Regions from separate parts of the Homo sapiens genome. Here region 2 is linked to region 1. A link is a contact called in ENCODE Hi-C or POLR2A ChIA-PET data. All regions are on one chromosome and are shown on one strand. The core of a region is the stretch at or near the end of the contact, and the rest is flanking DNA. Distances in the headings are between cores, read along the strand shown. Region 1 holds the start of DYNLL2 (dynein light chain LC8-type 2). Region 2 overlaps RNF43 (ring finger protein 43).

What was found. A loop is a pair of places that touch in the nucleus more often than their neighbours do. ChIA-PET counts read pairs that join two places held with the same protein, here RNA polymerase II (POLR2A). Pooled maps may share reads with other maps.
Region 2: a loop to region 1 is called in a pooled map, with 2.4 times the contacts of the local background. The contact joins the enhancer-like site here to the promoter of DYNLL2 in region 1. A Hi-C loop is called at or near these places in 1 of 50 pooled maps. POLR2A ChIA-PET finds 5 or more read pairs at or near these places in 2 of 52 experiments (WTC11 and activated CD4-positive, alpha-beta T cell).

The regions. Positions count from the first base shown.
Region 1 is chr17:58,082,018-58,084,841 of GRCh38, forward strand. It overlaps DYNLL2 (dynein light chain LC8-type 2), which reads left to right and starts at 1,402. Exons shown (of 3, transcript NM_080677.3): 1 at 1,402-1,666. It overlaps DYNLL2-DT (DYNLL2 divergent transcript), which reads right to left and starts at 1,187. Exons shown (of 3, transcript NR_110809.1): 1 at 699-1,187; 2 at 1-599. RefSeq lists an enhancer at 1,131-1,425 and silencers at 1,142-1,491, 1,502-1,561, 1,602-2,021, 2,062-2,191.
Region 2 is chr17:58,379,909-58,382,732 of GRCh38, forward strand. The region is part of intron 2 of RNF43 (ring finger protein 43); the gene reads right to left. Among named protein-coding and RNA genes, the nearest start is that of SUPT4H1, 29 kb to the left of the region's middle. RefSeq lists an enhancer at 2,398-2,527. Within about 2 kb of position 1,488, at least 7 of the 41 ENCODE cell types and tissues checked have a DNase peak (open chromatin) inside an H3K27ac peak, as active enhancers do.

The DNA of each region.
Region 1 (2,824 bases), core at 152-2,651:
TGTTAGAGGACAGAACTGTGGAAAGCAGTAACCAGAGGGAATGATTTTTCCAGGTTTCCCCTGACACATAACGAACACTAACTTTTGATGCTTCAAACCAGAGCAGGCCAGGGCCAGGGCAAGTCTGACTTCCTGACCATGGTTTGGAGAGGCGAAGGGGAAAAGATGGGAGTGGGAGCTATCCCCGGCAGCTTCTTAATCCCTACTGTATGGCCAAAATGCTTGGTTCCCAATAAAGGCTCGTCAGCCCTTGAGGTAGACACTTCTGTATAAAACAGACCAGAAAGAAAACCGCAGGCCTGAGGATCTTTCCTGGGAGTGGGATGGAGTGAGGGCAGGCAGGCTCCCAACGCGCACGTTCACACCCACTCTCCCAGAAGTAGTCTCTTGAGCCTCCAGAGGGGCTGCTTCCTGGGTGCACCTCTTTTCAGCTAGAAGCAAGTCAAGCCTGACCTGCGGGATCTGGCAGGGCTCTCTGTACTTGGATTCTCTCCTTTATAAAGTGAGGGGTGTGGATGGGTGGTTTTTGAAGGCTCCTCACAGCTCTGACAGGCACCACCTCTGGGGGCTTCTATTCACTCTCCTCCAACCTTGTCTACCTGGACAGGCAGGGACAGACGACAAGAAATCGCTCACTCTCACCCCCATCCCAGGACCCCAAGGCCATAAATGTGCAAGGACAGCAGAGGCCTGCGTACCAAAGACACATCCCCATCAATTTTGCTTCGGCTCTGTCTCCATTGCTCCTGTAGACAAATACCGGCTGGGGGCCCAGCTGGGAGTTTAGGTCCTTCAGCCTCAAAGAACAAAGGAGGAAGAAGGGACCTTCCCGGAAGGTGAGGGGAGGGAGTCCTGGGGCTCCTATGCCTCTCCCTCTCCATAGGGCTGGCTGTCCCTCTCTTTCTCACAGATACGGGAGGAGGGAGTGTCCTGTCTTTTCCTCTGAGGCTGGTGACTTCATCTCCTCCCCTCTCTAAGGTTGGGGTCTCTACCTCAGCCCCATCTGTTCCCTGGGTCTGAAATCTCCATCCCCCTCTCCCTTTTTTCTCCTTGGGACTGGGGGTCTCCACACCCTTCCCTCTCCTCCTCTCTCAGGACCATGTCTCTTTATTCCTTTTCAGGCCTGGCCTCTCCAGCCCCGGGGGGAGGGGTCCGCATTCCTCTCCTTTCTTAAGGCCACGGCTCCCTCCCCCACCCGCTCCAGCTCCTCCTCCCCACCCCCTCCCTCCGCCCCGAGGCATTGTGGGAGGAAACAAGATGTGGGGCGAGAGCGGCGCGGGGAGAAGCCCGCAGTGCGGGGCCGGGCGGGCTCAGCCAATGGGGAGCGCGGACGGCGGCGCGCGCGGCGGGGGGGCGGGGGCGGGGCACTATTTCAGCGGGGGCCGCGCGTCGGCCGCGCTCAGCGGCAGAGCGGAGCGGAGCTGTGAGGCGCCAGTGCGGAGCGGGCGGGCGGGCGGGCGGCGTGAGGCGGAGCGCGGGCGGCCGGCGAAACTCCAAGGGCGGACCGCGGCAGGGAGCGATCGGCCTCGGGCTGCGGGAGCCGGAGACCGCGGCGGCGGCGGCTGCTGCAGCTGCAGGAGGAGCCCAGGGAACACCGCCCCTGCCTGTGCTCTGCCTCGGGCCATCGCTCCTCCCCAGGGCCCAGTGCGGACTCGCCTCCGTGAAGGTGAGCGGTGGGTGGGGGCGTCCCCCGGGTGGCGGGCCTGTGTCCGTCGCGTGCGACTCTACACGACCCGGCCCTCGCCGCGGTGGCCCTGCGGCCTCCTTAGCCGGCCCCAAGGCCTGGAACAGGGCTGGCCCCGCAGCCCTTGGCGTTGACGGTCCGGGCAGCGCAGCGCGCCCCCGCCGCCCCTCCCTCTCGGCGCAGCCCGGGCTGCGCCACCCTTTGCCCCGGCCACCCTCGTGGCGCTGCTGGAGGCCCGGGCTGCGGAGCTGCCGCTGCCCCCGCCCCCGGGAGTCTCTCTGCGCTGCGTGGAGGCCCCTGATGTCAGGGGCCGGGGAAGAGGGGGTGGAGAGGGCTCGGGCGTGACGCGGCTCCTCCTGCCGCCACCGCCACCCTCTGGGGCGTCCTTCCTGCAGCGAGGACGCCCAGTCACTCCGGCGCTGTTCCAGGCCGGGTGGGGGAGGGCGGCCGACCGGCCGGGGCCTGCGGACCTGGCCGGCGGCGCGGGCGGGAGGTCGGGGGGAAGGAGGATGCTTCCTCGTTCCCCAGGTGCTGCCCTTCGGGACCGCAGCGCTCTGGAGGATGGGATAGTGGAGGGATACGGCCCACTTGGAGAGCCCGAAGAGGGAAGTAGAAGTGTGTGTGTATTGGCGGGTGGGGATGGTGGTCCGTGTCATTCGGAGATTTAGCCTTTTTTTTTGGTTGCAAAACCAGGAATAGAGGATGGGAGCTGTCCTGGGGTGCCCTTTGTGCTTTTCACAGGAGCCTTGGCTCGTGACTGAGGCTGCTGGCCTGGGGCCCTCTGGCCATCTTCCTCCTATCTGGAGGCCCAGGTCCCTTGCTTTTTCCCAAGGAGGGAGGGGCTAGGCTGGACACCTTCCTGTGCTTTGCTTACCGGCACCTTGGACAGGGGTGGTAGGGGTTGGGCTTCACCTCTCTCAGATGCCTGGGGGGCCATTGTAGTCGTAAGACCAATATTATGTAACCGCAGGCTCTTTCCTGGAGAGTAAGGTGGCTTTTAATTACTGTAACAAAGTTGCTCCTTTGGACTTTGGGAATGAGGCAGTGGAGCAGGTGAGCTTGCAGGCAAAATGGTGCCAATTTCATACTTTCACTTTGCTGTCTAACCAGGCCCCACCCCCACCCCTGGGTTTGTAAACA
Region 2 (2,824 bases), core at 238-2,737, 300 kb after region 1:
TAACTACAAAGGTACTAGAAAGCTACTCATGAAGTTAGAAGCAAAGAAGAGGGAGCCCGTCAAATATCATTTTAGTTACATCAGGGATCTTTAGAAGCAAGGCCATGAAATAGAATACCAAGTTCTGAGGCCTGTGAAGATCAAGACCTTAAAAGATAACCCAGTCATGTGTTCTGGACTCCTTTTCTCCACCAGGTGAGGAACTCAGGGCTCAACCATCCAAAAATCATACTAATTAGTTCTGGGAAGTCAGCTGAGTTCTGACCACTGTCCCAGGAAAGATCTTTGTCACCCTCACTGACCTCCATCTTATAAGGAGTACCACTGAGCCCCCTTGTTTAGCTAGGTCTTATCCAAAGAAGTCCTCTGCAGAAAGGCCGAGGTCTTGACACAGATGGCAAGTATTGCTAGGGGTAATATCTAATTCCCACAGGCCCAGGATAAGGTCTATAGAGGCTTTGTCTAGGGCCCTTCTGAGGCATGGTCTTAACTCTTGCCACAACAAAGTAGTTAACTGAACTCTCACACCTAACCCAATGTGCTACTTGCAAACAGCCTTGACACAGTTTGCTTTATTATTTGATTTTGCTGTTCCTGTTCCAGCCAAGCTCACACCAGAGATGGCAGGAATCTGAAAACCTACTAGAATCAGATAAGTGTTTATTTTTGAGTAATTATTTAAGATTTCAATGCTTAAAAGGCCAAAGACTAAAGCCAGACAGTCCCTGTGAAAAACACCAAAGAAATGAAACTTAAGGAAACCAGATCATTTATTTAAATACGCCAGAGGCCCATCTGGACTACCGGCAGAGCTACTTGAGCATTGCTAAGTTTGGTGATTGCAGTGCAAGAGTGCGAAATAGCTTCATTAACATGGTTACTTCACACATAGTCCAGGTCTTTCAGGCTTAGTCTCCTGCTCAGAGGCTGTAGGGATTTCAAGGTGTCCTGCAAACTCTGCTCCATACTGCTGTCTTCCACAACTGGCTTGCCCTGGGGCTTAGAAGCCCTTTGAGGGCAGATACTGTCTCCAAATGGGCTGGCTCAATGAAATCTTCTATGCTCAGATTTGCATTGGCACAATGCAAGTGGGGATGGAATGAAGCTATGAAGCTTGCTCGGCTAGTCCCAGTCCCCAGATCCTGGGCAGTAACACACAATATTGTATTTACATTGCAAAGTGGCAAAATTATGGAGGATGGGTCTGGGGTTCAATAAAGAAAACAATAAAGGATCATAGGGGTAGTTGTACTCAGAAATAACATCAGGAGGAAAAGGACAAAATTATTCAAGCCACCAGCCAACTCAGATGCCCAGAGTCTCTCCTCAGAAGCCATTGGGGGGTTGACATTAGGCCAAGAAGGCTTCTGTTCAGAAGAGGCAACAGCCAGGAAGGGCTTGTGTTGGAGATAGCCCAAGGGCTCCAGCCTGACTGCTGACAGCCCTTTGACCACAGCTCTGAATCTTTGTCCATGCGGTGGCCCTAGGGAAGAGGCCTGCTTTGGGGGGACTGTTTAATGATTTGCCAGCAAAGAACAAGGCAAACAGACTGCTGGCAGCTGCCTAGATGCAACAGGAGAGTGGATTTTTATTCCCACCCACAGTGTAGCCTTCCAGGCAGGGGATAAAAGAAAAAGTGAGATGGCTCTGGGAGAGCCTGGGAGGGATTGCCATTTGGGGCTCAGAATTTCACTGGGTCTCTATGGATGGTGCCTGTATATCTCAGCATTGGTGCCAGCTGGTATTTCCATCCTCTGAATATTTTAGAAATTCCCAATAGTAGCATCTCTTGCGCTCCTAGGAACTAAAAAGTAAGATATATAAATAGCCTTTTATGGCAGAATTCTAGGCATTAAAGAGAATGAAAGCAGAAAAACACTGTCTTAGCTCCTAAGAAGTCTTTTACAGAAAACATATGATGGGAAAATAGCTTGGTTCTCTGCCAAATTATTTTTCCTTTCTCTTCCCATGGACGTTTCCCTATTTCCTTGGTTCTATAGAGAAAAAAAATGGCACCTCTCCTATCCCCCTGTGATCCAAAGACTGTGAGAACTCCAATCCTATAGCTCTCTACCTCTTTTTGCCCTTGACTCCCCATGCCAGTTCAAATTGGGCCCTTCTCCAATCCTTTGACCAGCCCTCAGTCCCCAGAAACTAAATACTTTCCCTCATATATTCCCCTGAAGCCATCTATACAAAATTCTTAAATGACACTTACCTCTTACTGTGGGTCAATGCTGCATTGTGACCCACTCTCTTACCTATTTCCTCCAGCAGAATGCCTGATTCTTAGTGCAATAAAACATTAGTTCTTTCCTCCTTCCTGCAAAGTAGAATCTGAGCTCCTTGAGGTCAGGGACTAGGTCTTATTCATCACTTAACATCATGCCATGCACACAGTAGATATTAAGAAAAATGCATGTTGAATCATCTGTTTTAATAAACAGATGTGAGGTAAAATATATTTGGTGGTTGCTCTGTCATTTTATCAGGATATGATTATTTTCAGATTTCTGCTTTCTCTTCAGAAACTTTCTGTATACTCCCTGTAAGTTTCAGTTTCAAAGTCAGCTTTAGAGTATCTTGACCTCATCACAAGGCAGAGTTCTCTTCTTTCCTGTTCACCATCATGCCTAGATCTCCTCCACAACCCTGAACAAAACTCACTTCTTTCTGGAGAAGCTTCCTGTTTAATAACCCATCCCGTTATGCTTTTATTGTCTCCTCTCAGTATCAGTGTACTGCTGAGTTATGCATAACCCTGAATGGGGAAGAAAGCAACAGCCTTCTGCCCCAAAGGAACGAGTCCCGGTCTCAGGAGAGT